2 separate regions of the Mus musculus genome follow, and region 2 is linked to region 1. Evidence: chromatin loops called from intact Hi-C (ENCODE). Cell type or tissue: left cerebral cortex. All regions are shown on one strand.

What was found. Hi-C counts contacts between places; a loop is a spot of excess contacts. Peaks named below come from ENCODE experiments on the same cell type or tissue, not always from the same donor. Only the 100,000 strongest peaks of a DNase experiment are listed, where the experiment ranks them.
Region 2: a loop joins it to region 1, with 6 times the contacts of the local background. A loop is called at or near these places in 14 of 42 quality-filtered maps.

Annotation. Positions count from the first base shown.
Region 1 is chr13:58,109,576-58,117,575 of GRCm38, forward strand. It overlaps Klhl3 (kelch-like 3), which reads right to left and starts at 4,072. Exons shown (of 15, transcript NM_001362415.2): 1 at 3,567-4,072. The coding sequence starts at 3,580. Gm33389 (a long non-coding RNA gene) reads left to right here. Exons shown (of 5, transcript XR_003950588.1): 5 at 2,542-3,395. Gm52040 (a long non-coding RNA gene) reads left to right here and starts at 4,125. Exons shown (of 3, transcript XR_003950589.1): 1 at 4,125-4,192; 2 at 5,488-5,585; 3 at 5,783-7,228. In left cerebral cortex, CTCF peaks have their summits at 4,151 and 4,766; DNase peaks (open chromatin) are centred at 1,811, 1,910, 2,765, 3,859 and 1 more place; H3K4me3 peaks cover 3,400 bases; H3K27ac peaks cover 3,091 bases.
Region 2 is chr13:58,028,052-58,036,051 of GRCm38, forward strand. It overlaps Klhl3 (kelch-like 3), which reads right to left. Exons shown (of 15, transcript NM_001362415.2): 7 at 5,175-5,291; 8 at 2,362-2,511. Among named protein-coding and RNA genes, the nearest start is that of Mir874, 8.9 kb to the left of the region's middle. In left cerebral cortex, CTCF peaks have their summits at 3,899 (motif pointing right), 5,720 (motif pointing left) and 7,123 (motif pointing right); DNase peaks (open chromatin) are centred at 2,207, 3,901 and 7,628.

The sequences.
Region 1 (8,000 bases):
GAATAACATCAGCTGCTGGCCAGGCCAGAAAAAGAAATTCTAGGTACCGCGTACACACTGCCTCATTTCACCTTCACACCAACCCCACAAGGAATAACTTTACTGTTCCCTTTACATATAAAAAAAAAAAAAAAAAGAAAGAAAGAAATAGTTCAGTAAAGATGCGATTCACACAAGGTCATCTGGCTTATAAAGCACTTTACTACATCTGTCCCTCCAAAATCCATGCTTTCGATTAATATTTCAAGGTAAAAAGTACTTTTGTACCCTCATAGCAAAGAAAGAAAATAATTCATAGAAACCCTCTTGGCTAAAATGCCTTAATGCTTAAAAATAGCCCCAATTATGTTTCGCGAAGTTAAATGTGGAACAAGCAGAAGATGCAGAGACTCCTCTGGTCCCTGGAGTTGGACTCGTGACCTGGACCAATCACTTGGCTCTCAGCCTTAGTTTCCAGGAAACCTACAAACCAAAGCTACGTCCATCTCTTCCTTCATCTTGAAGCATTTCTAGTGAGGTTCAGATAACCAACTTGGTAGCCAAGGATGTCCGGGGAGCCAAGGATGTCAACGGTTTCTGTCTCTTCTCTCACCTCTTTAGTTAGAATTGCTCACAGAAGTCACCAGTTAAGGTTGAGATGCAAAGACTAAGAGAGATCGGGGTGTCTGTGTCATAACCTCTCCTCCTATTGCTCAGACATCTTTGTGGTGGGGGGTGAGAGGGAGAAGGGTGCAAGAGCAGAGATGGTGGAGGGCTTCAAGGAAACTGTGTTTTCCCAGAGAAGAGGGCAGATGCACACATGAACTCACAGCAGTTATGACGGCACACACGAGATCTGTGCAAGCCCAAACCAGACAAAATCCTATCCGGGGACTGGGGTGGGGGGAACAACAAAGTCTACCCGTAGCTGGGGAGACACTAGCATCTGATAGCTGCTAGAGAGAAGGAGTCCATTTTAATAGTGTAATAGCGGGTATATGGACCGCTCGCCGGGGCAGGCCTCACACCGATAGTAACTGGGTAACACAAACTGGACTCAGGTGGTTAAGGGAAGCAAAGAGAGAGAGAGAGAGAGAGAGAGAGAGAGAGAGGAGAGGAGAGAGAGAAAAAGAAGCTGGATGGGTTAAGTAGGTGGGAATGGGTCTGGAAGGAGCTGGGGAAGGGAAAATGAATATAATCAAAATACACTCTAAGAAATTCTCAAAGGATTAATAAAACTCGCTTATGTTATTAGTTAACTAGAAAGTTACTCCCCAACACCCGCTGTTTGCGGAGCCATGCAGTAGCCAGTGAGGAATACCAAAAACGTAGAAGCCACCATCCTCAGATGAGGACGTATCTCCAAGTCCGAGGACCTGTAAGTCATACAAAACAGAAACACAAAAAGAATTGCTGGGCCTACCATTCAGGTCTAAAATATGAGCAAGAGGTTTAGCCAGGTGAGGTGGCACAGGCCTTTGATCCCCACACTCTGGAGGCAGAGGTAGGCAGATCTCTAGGAGTTCCATAATGGGTCTCAGGACAGCCAGGGCTACAGAGAGACCCCCCATCTCAGCGTCCCCACCCGATCCTCCAAAAAAAGAAGTTTTTATGTAAGAACATCAATGAGGACTGAAAGGACCACGTTTTTCCCGAAACAAAATGGGAATTAAAAAAAAAAATCTGAGAATGGAGGATTTGTGGTGAGAGAGAAGGCGTGTGGGCAGCGTAACTCTTGGTGGGTAGAGCGGGATGCGTCAGAAAGAGAGCCAGGAGGGAGACGGGAGACAAATTGAAGGTGACTTGTTTGGTTGGTTTGTAAGCTGTCCCTAGAACAGGCTAATCTGAGCAGCCTGCTGAATGTTGGAAATTCTCAACTCCTCTAGACAAGAAGCAAATGGGTACTCAGAAGCCGCAGACATCAGCTCCCCTCACAAACCAGTGAAGAAGAGCTCTTCAGTATAGGGACGCTGAGCTGTAGGCAAGACTACTGTCCCCGCAAGCTCAGATGGTGGCAGCCTAGTGCCAGCCACTCATGCAGGCGGACATGGTCCAAAGCCTTACACTTCTTTCCTTGCTCCTTCCCTCTGCCAGCCACCAGGCCATTGAGAAAGAGCAAGGACACTGTCCACCTCTGCCCCAAGGCCTCTAGATGCCCCCGTTGTTCAGGAGAATCCTGTTTTGAAGAGAGCCCAGAAAGAAACTGCAAGGAACGTGGTCTAAAAGGTCCTAGGACCATGGTTCTCAACCTGGGGATCACGACGACCCCTGGGGGGTGTCAAACAACCTTTTCACAGAGGTCGCTTAAGACCATCCCAAAACAGAGATTCCTAACAGTAGCAAAATTATAGTTATGAAGTAACGAAAATAATTCCATGGTTTGGGCGTGAGGGTGGGGGTACCATCACAACATGAGGACGGGTATTAAATGGTCTCAGCGTTAGGAAGGTTGAGAGTCACTGTCCTAGACTCTTCTTGTGAGTGGGACTACAGAACGCACTGGCTTCTTAAGCTTTTCTCAGACAGAGGAGTGAAATGGATCACACCTGTTCTCTCTCACAGGGGCCCGACTCAGGACAAGCTGTGCACACTTTAAAGTAGTCTGCAACCTCACGGGTTTAGAGGAGCCCGTTCCCGTGAAACCAGCAACTCACAACTTAGAGGGGAAGCCTTCTTGCCTCTCCCTGTGATCCTCTCTCCTCAAGGAAAATGGTAAAGCCCGTCCCTCGGTGCCAACCCACGGATGAGGAGGTGGTGGCACGAAGACTTCTGCTCCATAGTCTGCCAAACTTGGCCCTGCACAGAACACCTTCACAATAGGAAGACCAGCTCCTCGGATAAATGAAAACTGTCTGTGCTCCTGCCTGCCGGGAGACAAACCCTGGCCAGCCTGTTCCTGCTCAACCCGAGTACTGAAATGCCTCCAGTTGGTTCCTATTTCATTAAAAGTCCATGAAGGGAGAAACAAGAGCTCCTGGAAGACACAGACCGTGCAGCATCTCTCAAACTTTTTGATACAGGCGAGACGGGTTGTGAGCAAATGTCACCTAACTGGGTTTCTCCCTTACCTACGCCAGTGCAGAAGCCAGTGTCCACCAACATACACACAACAGACCCGGGTTAGGTAGGAAAGCCAGCCACTTGGCATGGTTCTCGAAAATTCAACCACCTCAGTATGAACGAGGCTAGTGCCCTCTCCCAGGTCAGCTCTGCAGTGCCATCAAATCCCCCCACCAAAGACAGACACTGTGAGGACCAGGAACGCCTCCCTGAAAAGGGCAATCCCGGTTCAAGACGGGACTATTCCCAACACAGGCCAGGAAGTTCCGTCTTTCCGTGTGCTCCACTGCCCAGCAAACCCAGATTTCCCTTGGCAAGAGCCGGGTCTCTGGAGCTTTGAGCTCTGGAAGAGGAAGGTTTCCAAAGAGACTTTTCTGCCCTCGCTCTGCTTTGGGGTTCTGCAGTTGCCAGGATCTGCAAACCTGCCTAGCTGGTGCAAACAAATGGTGGTTACACCTTACGCTCGCTCGCTCGCTCGTGTTTTCTTACACATGCATACTGCACTCACCACACTTACACATACGTACCTTTCGCCCTCCATTGTGGGAGGCCCGGCAGGGTTAGTAGTCATCAAACTGTGCATGCACCCGGGAACTGGCGCTGCTCGCTGGGTTCTCCCAGCAGACCCGTGAGGGACCCTGATCAGCAACCGTGATTCAGCATGGCTGCAACTGAGACCTCCTCCCTCCCAATCCTCCTTCCTCTTGACTTACTCGCGGCAGGCTTCTACCGCAAAAGCGACGGTGCTAGAAAATGTCTTACCCAGAGCTCCCTGCAGCCCTTTCAGCTGCTAAAAGCAGCAACCCACTCGCTTCCCCTCCCCCGCAGGCTGGCTTCTCCTCTGTCTCCTAGAAACAGCCACAGCTTCGGCGGCGGCGGCGGCGACCCAAGGGCTGTGCCACCTTTCCAGCTGTTTCCACATCTGCTCAGGCATCCCCAGCCCTAGCGACTAGCCCACCCCACAGTCTCCTGCCTCCTAGGCTGCACTACAGCGGATCAGAGGGATCCTCTCTAACGCTAACAGAGAAAAACTGACCCCTCCTTCTCTCCTCCTCCTCCTAAGCTGTGAGTCTGTGGGCCTGGCCAGATTGCTGGAATGAGGAGGCCCCTCTGTGGCCTGCAATGGAGTTTACCCACCTGGGAAAATTCACTTGTGAGTAACGTCAGCGCTGCCGGATTCCCCCTCCCCGAGCCCACGGTAGTTCTGAGATGCGACATTAAGACAAGTGGGTTGGAATGTGTGGGTGTCACAGAACTGAAATGAATAAGAAGAATTAGACATGGGAGCCAGGGCCAGATGCGTTATGTGCGGAGAGAGGGGGAGGTGCAACTGAAACAAACCCCCAGTATTACAAAATGCCAAAGACCATTGCAGTGATCACCACAAAAACACCACAACAGAACCGCTTTCTAAGGTCTGCCATACTGAACCTTATGCAAGCTGTGGCTCCAACTCAAAACGTCTACTACTGAGCCCCCATCTCCCAGCCAAAGCCCCTGTGCCCTGTAACCTCTAGATGTTGGTCCTACCTGGAATGGCTCCTCTAACCCTGATCCTTGAGTCTTTATGGAAGTGCAGTAAGTCACAGGTCTTCTGAAACCTTCCCCAAATCACACCAGTGACAGCGGGTAGCCTCCAACATAAACTTCAAAGGGTATTGCCCTTATTGCTCACCTCCCCCTAACTGAGTGTCCGGGGGAGTTTGTTTTTTTGGTTTTTTTGTTTGTTTGTTGTTTTTGTTTTTTTTTTTAAGATTTATTTATTTATTATATGTAAGTACACTGTAGCTGTCTTCAGACACACCAGAAGAGGGAGTCAGATCTCGTTGAGGATGGTTGTGAGCCACCATGTGGTTGCTGGGATTTGAACTCAGGACCTTCGGAAGAGCAGTCGGGTGCTCTTACCTGCTGAGCCATCTCACCAGCCCTGTTTTTTGTTTTTTAACATGCCTTGTTTCTCGAGCTTAAAGACAATCTTGTGGAAAGCCGACCGGAAGCTAAGTTTGTGTCTTCTAGAACTAACCAGGGCTTAGAGATAATTGGGTCCATTAGTGGTGAAAATTTTCTCAGAAGCTTCCCCAATCAGGAAAGGAAAAGCCAGAAACGAGTACCCATCCATCCCTGCTTTAGGACTCCTCACCAACCAATACACCCGGCCTCTCTGGAGGCTCAGAGCAGCACTGGCTGAGTGGGCTTCTGCTGGGTAGCCTATGACCTCACACTCAATCCTTCATTCCCAGGACACTCTCTAAAGTCTCTGTCAATTCTACTAATTGCGAGTTTACAAAAGTTGCAAAGGTCCCGCTTTCCTTCTTGGTATGCCCTAGCCATCTGCCTAGTGGTGCCACTTTCCTGGACTCTCGCGTCTGTGGGAACCTCAGGAGGATATAAAGTGCACGTGTTGCTTGTACAGTTCGGGCCCGCTAAGTTTCTTCAGTTGTTTCGCAGAGTTCAAGCCATCAAGCTAAAGGAGGAACACAGGTCTAGACGCAGCAGGTGTCGATAACTTGGACGTGACAGAACACTCTGACCCCGAACCAGCTGAGGTGTGAGTCTCAAGGTTTATCTCCCCAGACACACCAGTGTCCCCTTAGCTGGGACCACAACCCAGAGTCGTTCTCCATCCGAGAAGAGCACTCACACCCAGCAGCTCCGTGTCTTCGCTTGTTCACAGTCAACCCCTCCTCTCTCTCTCCCGCCTCTTCCCTCCCTCCCTCTAATCAGCTTCGTGCTTCTGTTCCAGATATTTCCTCTGGACATCAGTCATGGGGACCACAAGAGGCTGAGCATCGCAAATAAGGAAGTGGAATCCCAGAATCCGTGCCAGAGTGCAGGCAGGTCACTGGGGTAGGCAGGCGGCTGGGTGAGTCACAGGAGGGATATAAAACTGACTTCCCTTTGTGGGTGCCTTCATTCACGTCTTCGCCAGACAGGAAAGGGGGGAGGAAAAATCTCTGAGAAGGAAATCCTTAAGGACGGAATATACTCACGCTTCAAAATGAATGACTAGAGCCAACATAAAGCCTCAGGTGGTCCCCTTGCAATCTACCTTTGCCATACGTGACAAACCAGATGTCAGCCAGATGTGTCGGATCACACCCACTCGTCACACCACCCATTCTCCATGAGGCGGAAGGGAGATGGCCATCCAGGAAAACCATCCACCAGAACTAAGGGTAGCAGAGCCAATGGCCCTTCTCTATGCTACTGGAATATTTTTCTGGTCTCTGCTACATTTAACATCTCCTACCTGTTATCCAAGCATACTGTGGGCCAAAGTCTGACCTGTTCAGTATAGGCTAGTGCTCCTGACTGTACTTCTGTCCCAAGAGGGGCTGCTTGGGGTTCTAGTGGACAGACGCAAAAGGACCAAAGTGGTTCCTGCCTGGAGGAAAGTCCCCATCCTTGACCTGTTCTGAATCTATGTCAAAGCCCGCTCCCCACTCCGCAGGTTCTTCCCAATGCCTTGAGCGACCTCCACAGTTAGCCCAAGTGCACCTGGTGAGCCCAGATCTCCATCCCAAAGTGACTCATCCGGTCATCCATGCCAAATTTGTTCCGAATCCTCCAGCTCTTACTTGGCTTGAGAAGAACCAGGGTTAGAAAGAAAAACATTTTCAGTCTGGATTTGGTCAACAAAGCTCTCAGCACTGGTACTTCATCCGGAGACACTTGGGCCGACGGTGCATTCCCATAACTTTCCTTTCTCTTCTTTTCTGGCTTTTCCCTCCAAGTTTCCAATGCTTTGCATTCTTACATCTGCAGGCACCCTAACAGCACCGTGTCTCGAAGCACACTGTGTATCTGAACCATTTACTTAGCTGGTTAAAGGTGTAAGCGTCAGAGGATCTAAAGCACTCGGCAGGCAAAGGCAGGTGGATCTCTGTGGGTTCGAGGCCAGCCTGGTCTACAGAGCACATTCCAGAACAGCTGGGGCTACACAGAAAAACCCTGTCTCAGAAGAGAGAGACAGAGAAAATATTCCTTATCTTGATGGTTTGGGGTGCCAGAGAGATGGCTCTGTGGTTAGAAGCATGCATTGCTCTTGCCAAGAACCTGAATTTGGTTCCCTGGCGCCCAACTCATGTAGCCACAACCACCTGTGACTCCAGCTCCCAGTGACCTGCATTCAACCATGCACATATGCAAATACACATACACACATAACTAAAAAAATAAAACCTTTTAAAAAGGAATTATTGTGTTGTAAAAACATCTAGAAGTGGAAATTCTGCATAATTTATATATTAAAAAGAATACTGGGTAGTAGGGTTCTACCTAACACCTATGACATCAGAGCCCAGAAGGAGGAATTTCAATAAGCCCCATGGGTGACTGGAATACACAGCTAGATGAGAAAACCAAATAGACTTTAGGATCCTATCAGGGCACGGTGCAGGTGTTCTTACCAGAACCATGACGTCATTTTCCCTTCTACATGAAGAGATTAATATCAGTAGCTACCTCCAAGAGTCCTAGGCTTAAAGATGAGAGTGAAGCATGAAGCAGAGACTGACTGTTCTTCCAGAGGTCCTGAGTTCCTGAGTTTCCAGCCTAGGAAAAGCATTAGTTAACAGCCACTAGTTGTTAACTAGTCCCATAGTCGTCTTTATCTTCTTCAGGGCTATTAATATTAAACATCTGTAACCCATTGATCAACATGGAACAATATTCAGCAGGGGAGGGCATTGTGTGGAGTCACCACACATCCCCAGTGGCCTTGCTGCTGACGAGTCAGCAAGGGCCAGACAAGACCAGAGCTAAGGTACTGCCCACCCTTATCTCTACACCAAAACTTCCCACAGGTTTGCACAGCCTGGGGTTTAACATTTGCTATTACGCCTCTACTTTAGAGATGAGCCAATCAAGACGAAGCTAGAAAGGAACTTTCTTAAGACCACTCGAGAACCAAGCATGCTGAGCATGGAAACCACACCCTCAGGTGCCTGTCCCAGATACTT
Region 2 (8,000 bases), 82 kb before region 1:
AGAAGGAAAACCGCAAACTAAAAAACTATGCACACACAAAGACCTGAGCCCTTCAATACAGAAAAGGCCCTTAAAAAACTGCTGTTAAGAACACACATTCCACCAGAGGCAGGGACAGAGGGCATAAGCAGAGCATCGCCACCAAAAGAAGTATGAATAACGACATGAAAGCAAGATCAATATCATTCAAGATTAAAGAGACACAAATGAAGATATGTCATTTAATAAAGAGTACTTGACACAGATATACTCACACTACAAAAACAGAATTATTCCAGAGACCATCAACAGTGGATCGTGAAGTGGGCATGGTACAGACATACTGCAAAGCCCCCAGACCCATCACTGCGCCAATGCTGACTTGCTCCGTACCCTCCATTTGTAGCGCTTGCTTTAGTGGGGGCAAAGAGACATGGTTCAGCCTTCACAGAAGATCCCACATACAGGAAAAGGTGCATCTTCAGATATCCCCGAATAAATGTGCAGAGATACTGCTGAAAGGAAAACTCGCCAAGGCAGCTCCGGGTGACTGTTACTTCTAAACTGCAGTGTGGTTTTGTAATATGCAATATACTTATATTTCTACAATTAAAGAAATATAAATTTCTTCACTTTCAAATGAAGGGTGAGAATAGGCCAGCAAGATGGCTCAGTGGGTAAAGGCACTTGCCACCAAGTTTTAACAACTGGAGTTCAGTCCCAGGCTCCCACAGCATGGAAGAAGAGAATGGACTCCCACAAGTGGTTCACGCACACGTACATGCACATGCACGCGCGCACACACACACATGCACACACACACACACACACACATGCACACATACACACACAAACACACACAAAGAGAGGCAGACAGACAGACAGAGGCAGAGAGAGACACAGACACAGAGACACACGGAGAGAAATGTAATAAAATATTTAAAAGTCTCATCTTAATGTTTCAACAAAAACAAAAGACACTGAAGGACTGTAAGGCAAATGGCCAGAGAGAACCAGTCCCTTTTGTACCCTCCCCTAAGAGGATGTGGTGATAAGAGCAGCCATCAAGCGCACATTCGGGTTTGCACAGGACTAGGTGCAATTTGAAGAACAGGTTCCATCTGGTTCCCACCATTGTGGGCACTGGCTATGCTGACACTCGGGCAAGTCACTGAACCGTGAGCCTCAGTTTCCTTCGTAGAACTAAGGCTTGTAAGCACCGGTGTTTGGGTAAAACACACCTACGATGGCTAGTTTACGTCAACCTGACACATCTGGAGTCATCTGAGAGGAGGAAACCTCAGCTGAGAAGATGGCCCCACAAGACTGGGCTGCGGGCAAGCCTGTAGAGCATTTTCTTCATCAGTGATTGGTGGGGGAGGACTCGGTTCTGGCTGGCTGGAGCCTCCCCTGGGCTGCTGGTCCTGGGTTCTATAAGAAGCAGGCTGAGCTCCTCCATGAGGAGGAAGCCAGTAAGCAGCACCCCACCGTGGCCTCTGCATCAGCTCCTGCTCCAGGTTCCTGCCCTGCTTGGGTTCGCGTCCTGACTTCCCTCAGTGATGAAGCCAGATAAACCCTCTCCTCCCCCATGTTGTAGCTGACCACAGTGCGTCATCCTATCAGTAGTAACCCTAAGACAACCTTGTGCCCTCAGCTAGGCGTTTGACACATGGGAAGAACTTCATCTAAAACACGTTCCTGGTAGCACCCTGCTGTGTCAATGGGCTCAGTCTGGCCTCCCTTCCCTGCCCTCCCTTCCCTGCTGGGTCAACTGAGACCTTCCTCCAGCCCCACCCTCACTTGCTCACCCCACCCACATCAGTGTTAAGAGGTGGGAAAATTACTGCTGAGCCTGAGGACTCCTAGGGACCACCAGTGAGAGACATGAAGGAGAGAGAGAGAGAGAGAGAGAGAGAGAGAGAGAGAGAGAGAGAGAGAGGCACTCAGCACCCACTAGCACCTACCTTCCTTTTCTCAGACTCTTCCTTCTCATTCCCTGACTTTCCACCCGTTCCACTGTCCGGAGGCCTGACGTCTGCTTTGTCAGCCCAGCTGTCCTTCATATCCCTTCCCAGGTGAGGAAAGGCACCAGACTGGGGGAGTCCTGACTCCTACACTCCAGCATGCCCCGTTCCTCTGCCTCTCTTGGAACAGCACACATCAGCGTGCTGGAAGCTCCCTACCACTGCTGTGGCCACCCTGAGACTCTAAGCAAAGCAAGCTTCTGGCTCACAGCCGCTGCGCTAGCAAATTCAAGAGGAGCCAGCAGACACCATCTCTTGGGTCGTAAATGCAACCGGAAGCCAGAAAGAACTAAGGCTGAGGGGAAGCCGCTTTCCCTGGGCATTCCTGAGCCGAGGCCCAGGCTGGGCTGGGGCTTACCTTGGGCAGGCTGACTGGAGTCCGGGGCTTGGTCCTGGGGTTCTTGATCAAGAGCCTCTGGTCAAGAGGCAGGAGGTGGTACTTCATGGCTTCGATGAGGAAGTCCTTACAGGTGTTGTTGTTCTTGATCAAAGCTTCCTCCTCAACTGTCTGGGGGTAACAGCACACGGGTGAGCCTCCAGCAGAGTGGGGCCACAGTTCCCTGAGCTCTCCCCAGGCCGGGACATTCCCAACTCTCACTCATCCCTTCTACCCCACACCACCTCAGACTCTGAGAAAGGCCCACAGAGTTCCAAACTACCACATAGAGTCCCGCCTCTCAGCCCTGTTCCACCACATTGAACCCCTGATCCTCACTCTCCTCATCTATAAAATGGGCACATCATCACATGAACAAACTCAGTAGTTTGTGAGGTGCTAGCCCTGAGGAACACACTGATGGACACAAGGCCCCTAATCTGAGCCGCTCCAGTCCAGCTGCAGAATGAGACTGGATTCACTAAGCCTTCAAGCCAGCCATGTACAGAGAAGGCCTGGCCAAGTGTTTCCTGGGCCAAACAGTTAGTTGTGAGGAATGAACATATGGCTGGGCCATCGTCTTCTGGCAGCTTGGAGCTGGCAGGAAAGACGGATTGATGAAGGGAGACCTTTGCCTCTGGAGCCTTCTTTTTCCCAGACATAGAATTCCGAGTTTCTATCGCCCTCCCGTTGGATGGAATCACAAATGTCTAAGGAGGGTATCCAGGCTCGGGCAGCCGGTCCCAAAGAGCCCCTTCGGTGTGAAGGAGAAGCCCCCAGGGAGTTAGCATTCATGGGTACAGCTGTAGCTGTAGCAGGGTGATAAGCAAGCTTTAGAAATACAGGTTGTGCTGGTGCGAACAGGGGAAACAGTGCCCCTGAGCTGTCACCTTAAGAATGATCATGATGGGGGCTGGAGAGGTGGTTCAGTGGTTAGAGCACCAGCTACCCTCTCAGGGGAGCCTGGGACCCATTCCCAGCACCCACAAGGAGGCTCACAACGGGTATCACATGACAGTACGGTATATAGTATATATTGGGACGCCATTTGTCAATGCCCTTTAGGAGCTGGGTAACTTAGCAACTCTGAAGCCCGAAGGCCACCAGTGTGGAGGGAGGAGCTGCCCAGAGTTGCCCCACCGGCTCCTGCACCACCTTCAGGTTAAACTCCTTTAAGTTCAAGGTCAAATAAGCGTTAACGAAGCATCCTTTCCTAGAGGAGTTTACCTCACAAAGCCTGCTAAAAGTCCGTTTTAAAGGAGGGTCCATAGAACCTTTCTCTGGCCTCTCACCCTCTTTCCATAAGCAAACCTGAATTTCCGATGGTAACCAGAATAAGCCCGTGTCTTTGACAAGTTTTTGTCCTGAGGGTCTCGGAAGCTGCCTTAGCTTTCTGTGGAACCCAGTCCCTTGGGCACCCACCCTCACTGTGAAACAGTTGCTGCTGGAGGCCATTTCCATGGGACAGAGTGGGGTTGACCATAACCTTGGTAACTCAGGCAGGTCAGGGGAAGCGACGCATGTGGCCACCAGGTGGCAGCACTGAGGGAACTTCCAGCACATGCCTAAGCACCTGTGAAGGGGTCTCACAAGGAGACACACAGAGCTTGTCACTGAGCCTGTGAACAATAGGAACGTGGCACACAGGACTTCACAAGTACTCATGGAATAAACATCACCTGGCGTCTCAGATAGTAAAACAGCAGCCAGTACCCCCTGGACACCGTAACAGGTCTTTCTTTGTGGATTGTCCCTTCTTGTTCCCACGCAGCCCTATCAGGGCTGGTGTTATTTCAACCAGAGAGATTGAGGTTCTAGGGTCAGGTGCGACAGGGAGTGACGAGGGCCGAGGCCTGGGTGGCGCTGCTCAACCTCCTCTCTCACCCTGGCGTCTGAACACTCCTCGCTCCTTGGGAATGGCTGAGGGCTGACCAACTTGCCTCGGCATTTCGTTAAAGTCACTCATCTGAAGGATCTCAAGGACGTCTGGCACCATCTACTGCACAAAATGAACCAGCCCATGCATAAACAAGACAGACATCATCAGAGGTGGCCGCTCGAGGGAGTGTGTGCTTCAGGGCCATGTGAGGGTGGACCGCAACTTGGACTCCCTCACGCTGTTTGGGGCTACAGACCAACCCCAGTCTCCAAGCTTCAAAGCCCCCAAATTGAAAAGAAGAAGATGGGTGGATATCGATAGGCCCATAATCATTGCCTCCAGGGGCTGTTTAGGGATGAAATGAGAAGACACAAGTGCACCCAGAATTCTTAATCTTTCTTTCTTCTTTCTGAGGGAGTAGAACACACACTGGATGCATCTAGGAAGAGCCCGTTTTCACACTCCTGACCTGGATTGCCTAAGATCACAGCGGAGGGGGCACAAGGAGATCACAGCATAGAGGGAACACGGGGATTTTATGGAAATGCCTCTTCTTTCTCCGTCCTTCCCAGGGAAGACCAACTCATACTGAGCATCCCTTCTATCAGGCTCTGTGCTGACCACCCGCCCGGATTCTTAAGAGTTCCCGAATCCTTGCAACAGCTCGTAGATCCGCTGCAGCATCCAAGACATCAGGAGCACCAGGAGACAGTGAGGTAGCTCAAGGCTGTTGGGTGGAGTGAAAGCTCACATCCCCTGCTCCCATCTGTGCTTTCACATTCCTTGTCTGTACTTCACTCACGATCCAGGGAGTCCATGCCCTCCATCCCCACAGAGACTCATGATGCCTCAGCCACACCACACAGCCAGAGCTCCCTTCGTGCTCCTCTGGCTGGGTGAGCTCGCAAACACTCACCTGGACCAGGTAATCTCTCGGTAACAGAGGGAGCCGGACGTGCTCCATCAGCTTTGCCATGTGGTCTAGGCGAGTCTCCTTCTCGTAATTGATCCATGAAATCACAGCTTCGAACACCTGGGAAGGAAAAACAGAACGCTTGCAAAGAACGGCCTCAGCTCCTAAACCAGGAGGAAGAGTTGCCTGCCAGCCGTGACGGCGTTTAATCTGAGGCTTGATGTTCAGGATGAAACAAAGGTAGGAAGGCCTTGGACACGAGCTGGCCTATCAGAGGACACACACGTAGAATGATAAGCCTGCTGGCCGGGACGTGCAGACATTGTGGTTCAAACTAAGTAAGTTCTGACAGTCATTTAAGGATAGAAACACAGAGTGGTCACTGTAAACTAGGTATGAAAAAGAGTGCTCAAGGGGCTGGAGAGGTGGCTCAGTGGTTAAGAGCACTGACTGCTCTTCTGGAGGTCCTGAGTTCAAATCACAGCAATCACATGGTGGCTCACAACCATCTGTAATGAGATCTGATGCCCTCTTCTGGAGTGTCTGGAGACAGCTACAGTGTACTTACATATAATAAATAAATAAATCTTTGGACTGGAGAGAGAGGGGCCAGAGCAAGAAGAAAAAAAGAAGAAGAAAGAAAAATTAAAGAGTGTTCAAAAGGACCAGAAGCCCTGGGGCATGGTTCCCTCCCCTCTCGTATGTCCCAGGGCATGTAGGATGGTGACAGGGTTGCCCTCTGTCTAAGGCTGGCTCTGATGACAGAAAGTGACACTGAACACCAAAGGACAAGGAAAGATCCTATGCCTACACAAATCACAAATTGAAAGCTGGGGAACCTGAACCCAAAAGGAGAGGCTGTGGCTTGCTTTCCACAGGTTTAAGTCTAAATTCAAATTACACCTGACCATACATGCAGACAGGCAAAGTCCAGAACTGGCGAGGCAGAACCAACCAGAGGTCTTACTGGAAATGGATAAATATACCTTGGGGGAGAAATGAAAATATGAAAAGTTAAAAAAAAAAATCCCTTCTCAGGGAGAAAGCTTGCTAAAAGGCTCACGTAAGTGGGCAGGGACATATGCCCAAGGTGTCCGCTATAGTGCTATCATGGTAGGATTCTTAAAAAGAACAAGGATGAAAAATTGCTCTTTGCTGTTAAAGAGAATAAAACATGGGCTGCAGAGATGGCTCGGCAGTTAAGAGCATTTGTTCTTACAAAGCACCCACAGGGCTCACAACCATCTGTAACTCTAGTTCCAGGGGATCTGATGCCCTCTTTAAGATCAAATTGTACACTTAGCATGTAACACTTCACTGTTTGTGCAAACTCAATGTCCAACAGTCTTGTTTTTCAAACTACAGTAATAGGTCCTAACACAGTGAATAAAATCAGATCCCGGAGCCCACGGACGCTTCAGGAAGTACAGGAAGGGCTCCTTCTGCAAAGGAAACTGCTGGCTAATGAGTGTAAGAGAATGCCAGAATTGTAGTAACTGACTCAGCGAGAGTCACCAACAGACACTAACGTCATAGGTCATAGAGGAATAAGAGTTCTATTCTCAGAGTCATGCCACGGGTGACATCCCTTACAGAGCAGGTGGCACACTCTGACAGATACAACCTTAGACAAGGGATCAAGGTTACTAAACTTACTACCTGTAACAGGACAGATTTATTTATTTATTTGCTTGGTTGGCTGGTTGGTTAATTGGTTGGTTTTGCTTTGGTTTTGCTTTTTGAGAAAGGGTCTCTCTGTGTAGACCTGGCTGTCCTGCATAGACCAAGCTAGCCCTGAACTACAGAGAGCCTTCCACGTCTGCCTCCAGAGTACTGGGATTCAAAGCGTGCACTTCCACACCTAGCCACTAAACTTGTTTGGGTTTTTTTGTTAGTTTGTTTTTATTTTTAAGATTTATTTTTACTGTGTGTCACTTACAGAAGTGCAGGTAACACAGAGGCCAGAAGAGGGCACTGTCTTCCTTGGAACTGGAGGTACAGTTGGTTGTGAGTCACTAGGTGAGTGGGACTCGAACCCATGTCTTCTCCAAGAGTAGTCAGTGCTCTTAACCACTGACACATCTCTCTAGCCAAGAATTTAATTTTTAAAAAAATCAGAATGGAACAGAATTAAAGAAAATGAGCAATACACAGTATATGCTCAGTTTTTCTCATTTTTGAATGTAATGAGCTGTGTATTAATCAACCATACGCACACAAATACTGAAATCCTCCTGCATGTCTTACAAATCCTAAATTCAATAGAGTTCTGTGTGTAATATTCACTCAAACACTTTTATCGGTGAATGGGTGGATGAGCGGGGCCCAGAGGAAGCCTGCAAGGAAGCCATGGCTCCCGGCCAGGCTGGAGTGGAGAGCGGGGCTGGGAGGAGAAGGGGTGGAGCCTGGGTGAGCAGCAGAGAGTCAGAGCTACTGGAGAAGTAGGGCTTGTCTGGGGGAGGTGACAAGCTTCACATGCCATTCACTCCTCCTCTTACTCCCTTGTCCCCGACTGTGAACTTCTACAGGAATGAGAAGATCACCATCTGTCTCCTGCCCACATCCCATATAGTATGATCCCAAGTGGCGGGTGACAAGTGGCGGGTGACAGACATTGAAGAGGAATGAAGCCTTGGGCAGGTAGAGATTAGTCATGGACCACATTCTCCCCTGGAAGCAGCACACCCTTCGCTTTAAAGGTGAAAACGGTGAAGCCTGGGCTGGAGCTGTCCATAAGGAGCTGCCCACAGTGGCAGCACCTCCTCTCCAGCCTCCCTGAGCATCCCCACAGACACAGTGCCTCAGCAAAAGCCGGCCTCAGCCAGGAAG